Linked DNA regions of Homo sapiens: all the other regions are linked to region 5. Evidence: chromatin contacts called from ENCODE Hi-C or POLR2A ChIA-PET data. All regions are on one chromosome and are shown on one strand. Each heading gives the region's core, a stretch centred on a gene start or an enhancer-like site at or near the end of the contact. The rest is flanking DNA. Distances are from core to core; before and after follow the strand shown. Region 1 holds the start of ARHGAP45 (Rho GTPase activating protein 45). Region 2 holds the start of POLR2E (RNA polymerase II, I and III subunit E). Region 3 holds the start of R3HDM4 (R3H domain containing 4). Region 4 holds the start of TMEM259 (transmembrane protein 259). Region 5 holds the start of NDUFS7 (NADH:ubiquinone oxidoreductase core subunit S7).

Region 1 (2,700 bases), core at 1-2,500, 320 kb before region 5:
CCTGGGAAGCTTACAGGAGCCCGGTGTCCCGGAGCACAGGCCAGGGCCGGGCCAGAAGCCCATCCGACATCCAGCTGACCCTCACCCTCTGACCCCAGCCCTCAGCGCCATGAGTCGGGGGCAAAGAGTTCTCAAGGGTCTGCTGGGCTGGGTTTGCACTTGGACCTGGGCCTGGAGAGCCAGACTTGGAGCAAGGGGCTGTGGCCTTCATGTCCTGTGCCCCAGAGATCTGCCCCTCCCACCCGAGGTAGGTGGGAATGGGGTTTGGGAAAGGAAAGAGGTTGGGGTTTTGGGATTGGGGGTGGGGTTCTGGAAGGGGACAGCAGGGAGACTTGGGGAGGGGGGAGAGAGTTCACACTGCGGGGTGGGGGTTGGGGGAAGGTAGGAGGCTGGGATCTGTATGCCTGCAGATGCCCCAGCTCTTGGCCAATGCCGCCTCAGGCTGTTATCAGCAACGGGTGCCTGCGTCCTGCTGCCCAGCACGTCCGGTGGTCCAGAGTCACTGGAATGCAGCTTGGGAGGCGGGGCTGGGGACCTTAGCTAAGGGCAGGTCTGGGGCAACATGATATGGCCCACAGGGCTGCTGAGAGGTAACCAGGTGTCCTCAGCATATTCTGCCGATGGTGGGGTCCACACCACACTTTGGGGACCCCTGTGCAGGCAGCCCAGGACCAGGTGGACGTGGGGACCCAGACGGACGTGGGGACCCAGACGGACAGGGCCCGGTAACCTGGATTGTTCTGACTTCCTGGACGTCTTTGCCCCCAGGGTTTCGGTTCTGGGCCTCAGTTTCCCCACCTGTCCTCGACCTGACCCACTTCACGGGGCTGCAGGGCGGGTGATGGGGGGGACCCTACTCTGCCCGGCCCTGCTGGGGCCCGGCCACACCCTAGGGTCTGCAGGAGAGGCGGTGGAGCGGGCTTGCCTTCAGGGAAAAGGGGGCTGCAGGGGCGCAGCTTCGGCCTGTGCGTGTGTCTGGGGTCTGAGGGCGAGGCTCCAGGGGCTTGGTGGCGTCTGAGCGCGTGTGGAGGTCCGGGTCTCTGCGTGTCATCGTGCACGTGTCTGTGCACGCCCACTCGCGTCCGGGAGTGAGAGTCAGCGCCCTGCAGTCGGCCGCCCCGTGCCCGCCAGCGTCAGGCAGGGGCTCCCGGTCCCACCCCGCGAGCGGCGCGGCTCCGAGCTCCCGAAGGCGGAAGCGGGGGGCGCGGCCCGGGGCTGGGGGCGGGGCCTGCGACCTCACCTTCGCGCCCACTCCGCAGAGCCGCAGGCTGAGGCCGGGAAGGGTCGGGGGCGAGGCCGCGTCGCCGCCTCCCCGAAGCCTTTTCCTGTTGGGGGGAGGGCCCGCCAGTGACGGCCGGGCCTGTCACGTGGGCCTGACAGCTGGGGAGGGGGTGGCCGGCGACAATGTGGTCCCGAAGCGGCCAGCGCCGGGAGCTGCAGCGCTGAGACCCCCAGCCCGCCCCCTCGGGCTCCCGGCCGGGGCCCCATCATGTTCTCCAGGAAGAAACGAGAGCTCATGAAAACCCCTTCCATCTCGAAAAAGAACCGCGCGGGAAGCCCCAGCCCGCAGCCCTCGGGGGTGAGTGGAGCCCGGGTGAGACCCGGAGCTGACGCCGGGCCGCAGGGGGACAGGGACCCGCCCTGTGCTCGGGGCTCATGCTGGGGCGGCGGCTGGGGGCTCGTGCCAGCTACAGCCCCTACCGGGCGGGACGGCAGGGGCCACAGCAGAGAGGCCGGGACCCCGGCATTCAGCTCACGGTAGGGACCCTGGGAGTGGTGGCCGCCTCCCTCCACTCCATCCAGGGCTGGCCGCGGGGCCCAGGGAGCAGGAAGGGAGGGTGCCGGGTTGGGACGATGTTGTGTTTGGGCCGCTGCAGGTTGGGGGCTTAGGCAATCTGGGGGCTCTAGGGGCCGTTGAGATGGGAGGGCTGTGGCCTGGCCATTGGGCTGAAGGTTGACCGGGCAGCAGATCCTCTAATGGGATCCACCAGGTTCAGAGGTTGGGGAGTGTCCCCAGGCCTGGGGTGTCTACAAAGCTGGGGGGGGGGTCTACAGAGCTTGGGGGTCCGGGATGTCTACAAGGCCTGGGGCTGCCCATAGGCTCTGGGGTTCCATGGACCTTTAGGGGACAGACAGAGTCAGAAGTGTGTTCACTTAAAGCACCTGCGTTGTAGGAGCCTGAGGGGGGCTTGAAGGGCTGAGGACCCTCCCCACCCCCACCAGGAAGTGGGGACCCCCCTCCCGCGCCTCCCCGCAGGCCCCGCCCCGGCTGTGGTTTGGGCAAGGACCGTTGTTTGTGAAAGCTCTAGGGAAGAGGATGTTGGGTAACAGGTGGGGGGGTACACTACCAAATCTCGGCCCTGTGACCTCTGGCCTTTGACCCCTGTGGGGTCAGGGTGATGGTGGCCCTCCACAGCCCCACTTCATTTCTGGGGAAACTGAGGCCGTGTCCAGGCCGGAAAATCCCTTTAACGAGCTCCCCTCGGACCTGCCCAAGGAGCTGCCCAGGAAGGATGGGGCTGACGCGGTGTTCCCCGGACCAAGCCTGGAGCCGCCCGCTGGGTCCTCCGGCGTCAAGGCCACAGGGACCCTCAAGCGGCCCACCAGCCTGAGCCGCCACGCCAGCGCGGCTGGCTTCCCCCTGTCGGGTGCTGCCTCCTGGACACTGGGCCGGAGCCACCGGAGCCCACTGACAGCCGC
Region 2 (2,700 bases), core at 1-2,500, 290 kb before region 5:
CGGCCAAAGCTCGTGACCCGGAAGTCAGACCTGCGGCTGCTGCAGAGGACAGAGGTGAACAGCAAACGGGATGAACACTCACTGTGTGCTCCATGACAGCCACCCCGGCCCCCACAGCCTCACACCACAGGATGGGACCAGTATGATCCTGAGAGGCTCCCAGAGATGTCCAGCCTTGACCAAGACCGTCTGTCCACCCAGCCTCACAGAAACCTGGCAGGGAGCAAAGCCCTCCAAACCACTTTGCAGAGCTACCCTAAAGGCAGGGACAAAGGCGGGGCGCGGAGGCTCACGCCCGTGATCCCAGTACTTAGGGAGGCTGAGGCAGGAGGGTTGCTGGAGGCCAGTTCAAGGATGCAGTGAGCTATGATTGCACCACTGCACTGCAGCCTGGGCGACAGAATGAAACCCTATCTCTTAAAAAAAAAAAATGACAGGGACCGAAACAGATGTGACTTCAGGCTGACAATGTTTGAGGATCGGAGAAAGAAGAATCAGGCTGCGGGGGGCTTCGCTGAGGACAAGGGCAAAGGGTGGGAAGCAAGACAAAGCAAAAGCTCTCAAACGGCCCCAATGGCTGAGGCAATACCCTGAACCGCAGGTCCTCAGGCCTGTGCCCGGCTTCCAAACCGGACTCGACCCAGTGGCCTCCATCTGCCCCAGACCCCAAGGCACGGGTTCCGAGCTCCACGTCCCCATCGAAAGCCCCAGCTCGCCCGCTGCTTCCCAACCACCAACTCTGCCAGCCTCGGATGCTGAAGACTCCATGGGGTTCAGGACGCAAGGACAAATAGCGACGCTGAATCACAGAGAAGGGCAGAGTCTGGGGGCGCCCCCCGTCCCCATTCGCGGCTTCCTCCTCCTCTCGCCGCCACGCGCGCCGCACCAGCCCAAGCCGCCCACCCACCCCTAAGCACCGCACCCAGACGTCTCGAAACCCCCTCCCTTCCCCGCTGCCGGCTCAGGTCGGGTCCAGCGCCTGGTATCCCCGGCGACCTCTGGGCCTCCCGTATCGGCCCGGCCCTTCATCGCTGCTGCTCCGACGAGAGTACGAGGAGACGCCGTGCTCGACCCCACCTCGGGCCCCTACACCCGCCGCCCGCGCCCCCGCCCCCAACACCAGGCGCGGCTCACCTGCATGATGGTCTTGCGGATTTTCCAGAGCCGGTACGTCTCCTCCTCGTCGTCCATGGCAGCCTCCGCCGCCGCCGCCGCTCGCACCCCTTCTCCGCGCGAGAACCCGCGCGGACTGCGCCTGCGCCGAATCCGAATCAGGCCCCCTCCGCCTAACCCCGCCCCGCGCTGGTCTGTCGTCGGCGAATGCCTGAATGCAGCAACGTCTCGGATCGGCAGCGCCAAGGGCAGCCCGAGCCTTACGAGAGCGGCAGTTGGCTGAGCGAGTCTCTCGCCTCCGTAGTTCTCGTGTGTCTTTGGCCGCACAGCCTCTCGGGAGTTGTAGTTTCCGTTCAACTCCCACCTTGGAGCAACAGTTTAGAATCCCACGAGGCGGGGGCGAAGTGTGAGCGGGGAAACTGAGGCCTGGATGGGGTCAAGGGGCAGCTCGGCTCCTAGGGATGGTCTGGGAGCCTAGTGGGAACTCTATAAATATTTGTGCATCAAACTGTACAGGGTTTCCTCCATTGGCTCCTGGCCAGGTCAGGGTTAATTCCCTTGGGCCTCAGTTTCCCTACCTGTGCAATGGCAATAAAGTGTCCCTACTTTAGACGGTTAACTGAGAGTCTTAGGCATCTCTCTAGGTGCTTATTAAGTCCCCTCACCTCTGTCCTCTCCCCTGAGCGCCACCAGCCTAGCCTGGGTATCTCCCCAGCCTAGCCTGGGTATCTCCCCACCCCAGACTCTTCCTGTCTTTGCAAACCTCCTCACTTCCCCAGGTTCACGGAGAACCCCAGCCCAACACTTCCTGTGTGCAGGCTATCAGTAACTTATTCAGTGATGCATTCGTTAATTCAACATTTACTCAGCAACCTACAGTGATGGTGAATAAAACAGGCCAAGTATCCCTTGCATTCAGATAAAGACAGGATTTAGTAAAATATAATAAATAACGTGGCCGGGCGCGGTGGCTCATGCCTATAATCCCAGCACTTTGGGAGGCTGAGGCGGGCAGAGCATGAGATCAGGAGTTCAAGACCATCCTGGCTAACACGGTGAAACCCCGTCTCTACTAAAAATACAAAAAATTAGCTGGGCCAGGTGGCAGGTGCCTGTAGTCTCAGCTACTTAGGAGGCTAAGGCAGGAGAATCTCGTGAACCTGTAAGGTGGAGGTTTCAGTGAGCCAAGATCGTGCCACTGCACTCCAGCCTGGACAACAGAGCAAGACTCTGTCTCAAAAATAAAATGAAATGAAATAAAATAAAATAAATAACAACGTTAGAAAGTGACAAAGCTACGGAAGAAGAAAGAGCAGGGAGGCTAAGTGACATGGGGAGAATGGGAGAACTGCAGTATCACATGGGGAGGTCAGGGAATACAGTGAGGATAGATTCAAGCAAAAATCCCATTAGCAGTGGTGGCTCATCACTGTAATCCCAGCACTTTGGGTGGCCGAGGCAGGCAGAGCATGAGATCAGGAGTTCCAGACCAGCTTGGCCAACATGGTGAAACCCTGTCTCTACTAAAAATACAAAAATTAGCCAGGTTTGGTGGTGGGTGCCTGTACTCCCAGTTACTCGGGAGGC
Region 3 (2,700 bases), core at 30-2,529, 470 kb before region 5:
GCGTGCGGCAGGGACCAGGCTGGAGCGCATGGCCACGTGGGTGAACCCCGACCCGCGGACAGGGGCCCAGGACCCTCTGGCGGGAGGCTCCATGGCTGGCACCTCGGGGCCCGGGGAGTGGGGGGGCAGACCCGGGAGTGGGGGCGCGGCCCCGGGGAGGTGGGGGGGGGGGTGGACCAGGGAGTTGGGGGGCGGACTGGGGAGGTGGGGGGACGGACCCGGGAGTGTGGGGGGCGGACCAGGGAGTTGGGGGACTGACCGGGGAGTGGGGGGACAGACCCGGGAGTGGGGGCGCGGCCCCGGGGAGGTGGGGGGGGTGGACCAGGGAGTTGGGGGGCGGACTGGGGAGTGGGGGGACAGACCCGGGAGTCGGGGCGTGGGCCAGGGCAGTGGGGGGGTCGGACAGAGGAGTTGGGGGGCGGGCCCGGGAGTGGGGGCGCGGACCCGGGAGTGGGGGCGAAGACCAGAGAGTAGGGGCACGGACCAGGGAGTTGGGGGGTGGAACCGAGGAGTTGGGGGGCTGACCCGAGGAGTTGCGGGGCGGACCCAGGAATGGGGGCAAGAACCAGGGGAGTGGGGGGGTGGAGCAGGGAGTGGGGGGACGGACCCAGGAGTGGGGGCGTGGATCAGGGCAGTGGGGGGGCGCGGACCCGGGAGTGGGGGGAGTCGGACCCGGGAAGTGGGGGCGCGGACCGGAGAGTGGGGGCACGGACCGAGGAGTTGGGGGGCGGACCCGGAGAGTGAGGGGGTGGACCCGGGAATGGAGGCGCGGACCAGTGCAGTGGGGGGGCGGACCGGGGAGTGGGGCGCGGACCGGGGATTAGGGGGCGGACCGGGGAGTAGGGGGCGGAACAGGTAAATGGGGACGTGGATCCGGGTCCCCTCCCCCAGCGAGCCCCCGGAGCGCCAGGAGGGTGTCCCCGCTGAGTAACAATGAAGACCCCCCACCCAGCCTGGGGGTCCACAGCGGGCGAGAAGGGAAGGCAGGACAGGCTGAAGCCCCGGAAGATGAGCAACGGGAGCGAGGGGAACGAAGGGAACGAGGGGAGGGAAGGGAAAGGAGGGGAGGGGAGGCGGGGAGAGGATCTCAGGGGAGGGAGCCCAGCCCGCCCCCGGCGCCCGCCGCGCCCCGCCCGCCCGCGCTCACAGCAGCCGCCGCCCGCCCGGGGTGCCCTCCGCCGCCTCCGGGCCGCACTCGGGGTTCTCCAGCGCGACCATGGCTCGCACGCTGTCGCCGCCGCCGCCGCCCGGCAGGGCCTTCACCGGGCCGGGCAGGAAGTGACGGGCGCCCGGAGGCGGGCAGGGGCGGGGCCTGGGGCTGCGCGGCGGGGCGGGGGCGCCCACCTCCCGGCTGCCGGGAACGAACGCGGAAACCCAGGCGCGCGGGGAGGGGATCCAGCCCCTGGGGGGACGAACGGGGAAACCGAGGCGCGCGGGGCGGGGATCCAGCCAACAGGGAACGAACGGGGAAACCGAGGCAGGCGGGGCCGGGATCCAGCCATCAGGGAACGAACGGGGAAACCGAGGCAGGCGGGGCCGGGATCCAGCCCCTGGGGGGACGAACGGGGAGACTGAGGCGGGAGGCGGGGCCGGCCACGATCCCTACACCCAGAAATCTAGCTCCGGGAAGGAGGGACACCTAGGCGAGGGGTCGAAAACTCAACCACAACCCTGCGTCCCGATCCGGGCTGCGGACTGAGCCAGGAATCCAGCCCAGGGAGGCGAGGAGACACGGACAGGGAAACTAAGGCCTGAGCATCGACGAGGGAGGGGACGTTCTTCTTGGAGGCAGAGGATGGCGGAAATTAAAACTGCCCGAGCCTTCCTTCCACCTGCCCCTCCCAGCCCTGGAGCCTCGGCTAGGCAACCCCTTCCCCTGCTTAGCCTCAGTTTACTCTTCTCTAAAATTAGGCCTGGTGGCCAACGTGGTGGCTCACGCCTGTAATCCCAGCACTTTGGGAAGCCAAGGCCAGTGGATCACTTGAGTCCAGGTGTCTGAGACTAGCTTGGGCAACATGATGAAAACCCATCTCTAAAATAAAAAGAAAGGGCCGGGCGCGGTGGCTCACACCTGTAATCCCAGCACTTTGGGAGGCCGAGGTGGGCGGATCACGAGGACAGGAGATCGAGACCATCCTGGCTAACACAGTGAAACCCCCTCTCTACTAAAAATACAAAAAATTAGCCGGGCGTGGTGGCGGGGGCCTGTAGTCCCAGCTACTCGGGAGGCTGAGGCAGGAGAATGGCGTGAACCCGGGAGGCGGAGCTTGCAGTGAGCCGAGATCGTGCCACTGCACTCCAGTCTGGGCGAGGAGCGAGACTCCATCTCAAAAAAATAAAATAAAATAAAATAAAGCAAGAGGGAGGCTGGGCACGGTGGCTCGCACCTGTAATACCAGCACTTTGAGAGGCCAAGGCCAGTGGATCACTTGAGGTCAGGAGTTTGAGACCAGCCTGGCCAACATGGCAAAACCCTATCTCTACTAAAACTACAAAAATTAGCCGGGCGTGGTGGTATGCACCCATAGTCCCAGCTACATGGGAGGCTGAGGCACAAGAATCGCTTGAACATGGGAGGCAAAAGTTGCAGGGAGCCGTCCACTTCACTCCAGCCTGGGCCACAGAGTAAGACTACTCTGTCTCAAAAAAAAAAAAAAAAAAAAAAAAAATAGCCAGGCACAGTGGCTCACGCCTGTAATC
Region 4 (2,700 bases), core at 201-2,700, 360 kb before region 5:
CCAACCTGTGTCAGGCTGGGAACTTGCCCACGATCGCAGCCTGGCCCGCCAGCATCGGACCCCTCTTTGCAGGCTAGATCCAAAAAGCTCACGGCGCAACTTCAGCAGCCCCCAAGCCCCGGCGCGGCGGTGTTCTGATGCAGAACGAAAACGGCCACGTCCCCATTTCGCCAGGTGGCCCAGGACCCCGGCCAGCTTGTTTTCTGAGGGGCTGCAGCTGCTACTGAGCCCCTCTTGTCACCCAAGCAAGACTCCTTCTCAGAGGGAGTCAGGCCGATGCCTGTCCTGCACGGCTGAGACCTCTGCCATCTGAGGAGGGCGGGAGGGGGACAGAGCCCAAGACGCGGAGGCCGGTGCCTCATAGGGGAGGCACGGGCGACAGACCCACAACCTGAGCTCCTGAAGCAGGAAGGGAGTGGGGACCCAGCGGAGGAAGAGGCCGGGGATGGGGTGGTACGCTGCTGCCGGTGACTTTGCCGCTAACCCTAGCGAGGTGACCTCAGCTAAGTCACATTCCCCTGAGGCTCAGGAGCGGGGAACGCAGCTGAAAGGCTACAAGGAGGGAGAGAGGGGAGTGGGGAGTCGACTTCCAGGACAGGGGTTGGTCCGAGGGAGACCTGCGTCAGGCTGGGTTCTGGGCCAGCACATTGGGAGGGGAGAGAGGCCTCGGAACTGAGGGTCTCAGGCGGCACAGTCAGGGGTCAAAGGGCGGGAGGTGCTACCTCGCAGGCCAGGACCGGACTCCAAGCCTGGGTAGGTGGGGACCTGGGAAAGGCGGTCGCCGGGGACAGGATGGGCCCTGGAGGGAGCTGACAGTGAGGTTTCCAGAGTAGAGAACAGCGGCTTCTAGTGCAGCGGGATCCGGCCTTCCCGGGTGGACGTCCCCGGGCGGGATGGGGTCACGAGACGGTGTCCCTGGCCAATCCCAGGGTCAGAGGTCGCGAGGGAGAGCCCTAATCGGTAGGGCCGGGTATAGGCCTCAGGGTGCAGGGTGGCGCTCGCTGTCCCCAGCGGGGCCAGGGGTCGCGGTCGGAGGTAGCAGACTTGGGGGTCGGGACAGCCGCTGGGGTCAAGGGTCGGGGGTCGGGGCCGCGGTCACCTTGAGCAGCACGAAGAACTCGAAGAGACGGCGGAAGGCGGGCGGGAAGAGCCGCGAATAGGTGACAGCCATCTTGAAGAACAGCGCGTGGAAGAGCCGGTCGCGCACGTTGATGAGGGGGTTGGGGTTGAGATTGGGGGTGCGAGGCCCGCGCGCGGGGGCCGGGCCGCCGCCGCCGCCGTTGGGCCCGGGCCCCGGAGCTGCGGGCTCCACGTGCTCCGACATGCCTCCCAGCGTCGCGCCCTAACGACCCGCAAGTGTCCGAGGGCGCCTCCCGGCCGCCATCGGCCGCCCTCGCAGCCGCCGCTCTCCTCACGGCCTCCCGGCCGCCGCCGCCATCTTCCGCTTTCTCGTCCGGCTGCGGCGCTGCTGACGCTAGCGAGTCGCCACGCCGGGCAAGAGCGGCCCCCCTGCGCCCGCAGAGAACGCTGGGATGCCAGCGGCGCCCGCGGAGGCCTCACCCCCTACCTCGGCCGCTCCAGGGGGCGGGCCTGCATCTGGGCCACCTCTTTTGCATATTGGCACCCACAATCCACCGCGGCTATGAGGCCAGTATAAGGCGGTAAAATTACGATAAGATATGGGATTTTACGTGATCGAAGACATCAAAGTAAGCGTAAGCACGAAAGTTGTTCTGCAACATACCACTGTAGGAAATTATGCTAAATATGAAACCGACCATAAGTTATCCTAACCAAAAGATGATTTGATTGAAGGGCTTAAAATAGGTGTGACAGTAACCCTTGAGTCGTGCTCGCTTCGGCAGCACATATACTAAAATTGGAACGATACAGAGAAGATTAGCATGGCCCCTGCGCAAGGATGACACGCAAATTCGTGAAGCGTTCCATATTTTTGCTGTAGTCTACAGCTCGTCACCTCGTTTGGCTTCTCTTGCCCGGATCCTGCCATGACGTCACAGGGCCAGTAACGTCATAGTCTTCCCGTGTCCATCTCCTGTGGCGCCACTAAGGTTGGCGGTAGAACAATCTGGCAGTCTCTACTCCTGCGTGGCGCTGTGCCACCTGCCCCCGTAGCTTCGCGCAGCAATGAATAAATAAGTGCTCTTCAGGGGCACTTACTGAGTGCCGGCTGCGTACACAAGAGGATACTATGGTTTTTGGGTTTTTTGGTTGTTTGTTTGAGATGGATTCTCGCTCTGTCGCCCAGGCTGGAGCGCAGAAGCGCGATCTCGGCTCTCTGCAACCCCCGCCTCCCGGGTTCAAGCCATTCTCCTGCCTCAGCCTCCCAAGTAGCTGGGATTACAGGCATGCGCCACCACTCCAGGCTAATTTTATATTTTTAGTAGAGACGGTTTCTCCATGTTGGTCAGGCTGGTCTCGAACTCCTAACTTTAGGTGATTTGCCCGCCTAGGCCTCCCAAAGTGCTGGGATTACAGGTGTGACCCACCAAGCCCGCCAAAAAAAAGTTTTGTGTTGTTTTTTTTTTTTGAGACGCAGTCTCACTCTGTCGCCCAGGCTGGAGTGCAGTGGCGTGATCTCGGCTCACTGCAACCTCCGCCTCTTGGGTTCAAGCAATTCTCTGCCTCAGCCTCCTGAATAGCTGGGATTGCAGGCTTCCGCCACCACACCCGGCTATT
Region 5 (2,700 bases), core at 174-2,673:
AGCCACCATGCTGGGCCCCTCCAATCCTTTTGAGCTGCCCAAGAACAGAGACCAGGCCTGGCTTTGCTCAGCAGTGGGTCCCCAGCCCATGGCACGAATTCAGTAAACACTTGTTGTGGTCCTCAAGGGGCCCCCAGTCTTGCTAGTCACCTGTGTTCACCTAATTTGAGCCTCTGTTTTCTTTACTTTTTCTTTTTCTTTTTTCTTTTTTTTTTTTTTTTGAGATGGAGTCTCACTCTGTCGCCCAGGCTGGAGTGCGGTGGCACGATCTCAGCTCATTGCAACCTCCGCTTCCCGGATTCAAGTGATTCTCTTGCCTCAGCCTCCCGAGTAGCTGGGATTTAGATACAGGGTTTCACCATATTGGCCAGGTTGGTTTTGAACTCCTGACCTCAGGTGATTTGCCTGCCTCAGCCTCCCAAAGTGCTGGGATTACAGGCGTGAACCACCGCACCGGCCTTTGCCTCTGTTTTTGTAATCATAAAACAGGCAGACAAAACCTCCAGTGGAATTGTGAAAATTAAATGATATGCATGCAGAAAGCGTTCTGCAAACTCTGTTTTGCTAGTTTGGGTGTTTAGTGTTAGTTTTTATATCATTAGTACTGGTTGTAAACTTATCAATTTAAGCAAGATGGAAAATCGAGGGTGTGTCAGGGAAGGGGGAAGTTTGAGCTGAAATTATGACCTCTTAGGGGTGGGAAGAGGAGGCTTTGGGGTTGTGAGGTCTGAGCCCCCTTACTTTGGGATGAGTCCACATCGCGGCGACTCCTCTGCAGAATGCGGTGATGTTGCGGTAAGGGGTCCGGGATAGCTGCGAGGCAGCTGGACCAATCCTGAACGAAAGACATCAGTGATCGCAAGAGGCGCTAAAACTTCTGCCGAAACCCGGGATCGAACCAGGGACCTTTAGATCTTCAGTCTAACGCTCTCCCAACTGAGCTATTTCGGCTGGGCGGCAGAGTCGCTCTCGCCGGGACTCCGTCCCGCGCTGCGCCTTCCCTGCGCAGGCGCAGTCGTTTCGCGTCAGCAGGCCCCACATCCTTTGTAAGGTCTCCCAGGGCGCCGGAGCGCAGTGTCGTCTCTGTGGCGCAATCGGTTAGCGCGTTCGGCTGTTAACCGAAAGGTTGGTGGTTCGAGCCCACCCAGGGACGCGTGGTGACTTTTGCCCTCCTGGAATAACAAGAAAATGAGTGTCGCCTCTGTTTTTGTCGGTCCGCCGCAGACCCGCGGCCCCCACGTGCGCACTCCGATGACCTTTCCGCCTCGGGTGATCTGGGGGTGCACGGCGCAACACGACCACGGAGGCCGAAAGCGCAGCGGAACCTCCCGGCTCCAGGTTCCGGTTTCCGCATGCGCTCCGAGCCGCTTTGGGCGGCGGCCCCGGGAACCCGGAGCGCTAAGGAGAACGGACCTCAGAGGTTGTCTGAAGGCCGAGGCCAAGATGGCGGTGCTGTCAGGTGAGCGCGGCACCGGCGGCGGGTGTGGGGCCGCGCGGGTCTGGGGCCGTGGGAGCCTCGGGTGTCGTGGTGGCGTCGGGGGTCGGTGCCGGCGTCGTGGCCGCGGTCCTCTCCGGGCTTCTCCGAGCCGGCCGCTCCTCGGGCTCCCCGCCCGGCTTGCGATGAACGGTCGCCGTTATTGCGTCCAGAGTACAGTCGGGGAAACCGAGGCCCGGTAGGTCATGACGCAAGCCTCCAGCCTCAGGAAGGCGCTCGGGGTGGAGGCTGGAGGGGCCCCATTCACGTCCCCGAGACCAGGGCACGGCCCGCGAGGCTGCTCTTGAGATGCCCTGGAGAGAGCGGGGCCTGCCTGACAGGCTGGGAAACTGAGGCCCATTGAGGGTCTTCGAGGTCACAGGGCCGGGCCTGGGAAGGAACAGGACCCAGGACATCCACGCCACCCTGCTGGACCCTCCACCTCCCTCCCCACCCCTGGGAGGTAAGGGCCTCTCGCAGAGCCTGTCCTGCTCCAGGGACTTTTTTGGGATCAGCTGAAGCCTGCGGACCTCTGCTCAGATAAAGTTATTAAATGCATGGAATAAAATCCATAGAATTGCAAGGAAATCAGTTACACGGAGAGGCAGTTATTAAAAGATTGTCTTGAAACCTGATTGGCGACTTAGTAATCTAAGTGCTTCCCTTATGAACGCGATCTAGCGGCAGGTCTAATTGCGACTGTGATTTGGAAGGAGTGAGGAGTGGAAATGAGGCTTTGATGATACGGAAACGTCTGCAGCCCCTGCACCATAGCTAGGAAACATCTGTGATTCCGCTTGGTGAAAAGTTACAGGTCCTGCTAATACTGCCGTATTTTGTTGTCTATGCTAAGAATTTTTTATTTATTTATTAAGACAGGGTCTGCCTCTGTCGCTCAGACTGGAGTGCAGTGGTGCCATCTTGGCTCATCACTGCAACCTGTGCCTCCCAGGCTCAAGCGATTCTGGCACTTCAGTGTCCTGTGTAGCTGGGACCACAGGTGTGCGCCACCATGCCTGGCTAGTTTTTGTATTTTTAGTAGAGATGGGGGTCTTGCCCTGTTGCCCAGGCTGGTCTCGAACTTCTGAGTTCAAGCAATCCTCCCACCTGAGCCTCCCAAAGTGCTGGGAGCCACGGCACCCAGCCTACGCTAAGAATTGAATGAAGGGCTAATTTTCCATAAGATGCTGGTGACAACAAAGACATATATATTTTTTTATTCCAAG

What was found. A loop is a pair of places that touch in the nucleus more often than their neighbours do. ChIA-PET counts read pairs that join two places held with the same protein, here RNA polymerase II (POLR2A). Pooled maps may share reads with other maps.
Region 1: a loop to region 5 is called in a pooled map, with 5 times the contacts of the local background. The contact joins the promoter of ARHGAP45 here to the promoter of NDUFS7 in region 5. A Hi-C loop is called at or near these places in 2 of 37 single-sample maps with no recorded cell type and 2 of 50 pooled maps. POLR2A ChIA-PET finds 5 or more read pairs at or near these places in 1 of 52 experiments (Caco-2).
Region 2: a loop to region 5 is called in a map with no recorded cell type, with 8 times the contacts of the local background. The contact joins the promoter of POLR2E here to the promoter of NDUFS7 in region 5. A Hi-C loop is called at or near these places in 1 of 168 maps with a recorded cell type or tissue (CD8-positive, alpha-beta T cell), 1 of 37 single-sample maps with no recorded cell type and 10 of 50 pooled maps. POLR2A ChIA-PET finds 5 or more read pairs at or near these places in 2 of 52 experiments (HEK293T and activated naive CD4-positive, alpha-beta T cell).
Region 3: a pooled map shows a loop between it and region 5 (5-fold over the local background). The contact joins the promoter of R3HDM4 here to the promoter of NDUFS7 in region 5. A Hi-C loop is called at or near these places in 1 of 37 single-sample maps with no recorded cell type and 6 of 50 pooled maps. POLR2A ChIA-PET finds 5 or more read pairs at or near these places in 1 of 52 experiments (activated naive CD4-positive, alpha-beta T cell).
Region 4: a map of Right ventricle myocardium inferior shows a loop between it and region 5 (3-fold over the local background). The contact joins the promoter of TMEM259 here to the promoter of NDUFS7 in region 5. A Hi-C loop is called at or near these places in 1 of 168 maps with a recorded cell type or tissue (Right ventricle myocardium inferior), 5 of 37 single-sample maps with no recorded cell type and 14 of 50 pooled maps. POLR2A ChIA-PET finds 5 or more read pairs at or near these places in 2 of 52 experiments (H1 and activated T-cell).

The regions. Positions count from the first base shown.
Region 1 is chr19:1,065,917-1,068,616 of GRCh38, forward strand. It overlaps ARHGAP45 (Rho GTPase activating protein 45), which reads left to right and starts at 1,251. Exons shown (of 23, transcript NM_012292.5): 1 at 1,251-1,579; 2 at 2,498-2,700. The coding sequence starts at 1,490. RefSeq lists an enhancer at 694-1,200 and silencers at 1,061-1,820, 2,131-2,370.
Region 2 is chr19:1,094,125-1,096,824 of GRCh38, forward strand. It overlaps POLR2E (RNA polymerase II, I and III subunit E), which reads right to left and starts at 1,251. Exons shown (of 8, transcript NM_002695.5): 1 at 1,135-1,251. The coding sequence starts at 1,191. RefSeq lists enhancers at 1-437, 1,195-1,284.
Region 3 is chr19:911,940-914,639 of GRCh38, forward strand. R3HDM4 (R3H domain containing 4) reads right to left here and starts at 1,280. Exons shown (of 8, transcript NM_138774.4): 1 at 1,148-1,280. The coding sequence starts at 1,218. RefSeq lists a silencer at 1,098-1,437.
Region 4 is chr19:1,019,673-1,022,372 of GRCh38, forward strand. It overlaps TMEM259 (transmembrane protein 259), which reads right to left and starts at 1,451. Exons shown (of 11, transcript NM_001033026.2): 1 at 1,100-1,451. The coding sequence starts at 1,324. It overlaps RNU6-2 (RNA, U6 small nuclear 2), which reads left to right and starts at 1,850; the gene lies at 1,850-1,956. RefSeq lists silencers at 1,213-1,272, 1,303-1,372, 1,533-1,642.
Region 5 is chr19:1,382,484-1,385,183 of GRCh38, forward strand. NDUFS7 (NADH:ubiquinone oxidoreductase core subunit S7) reads left to right here and starts at 1,424. Exons shown (of 8, transcript NM_024407.5): 1 at 1,424-1,459. The coding sequence starts at 1,444. It overlaps TRF-GAA1-6 (tRNA-Phe (anticodon GAA) 1-6), which reads right to left and starts at 951; the gene lies at 879-951. It overlaps TRN-GTT2-6 (tRNA-Asn (anticodon GTT) 2-6), which reads left to right and starts at 1,080; the gene lies at 1,080-1,153. RefSeq lists silencers at 794-923, 1,104-1,243, 1,494-1,553.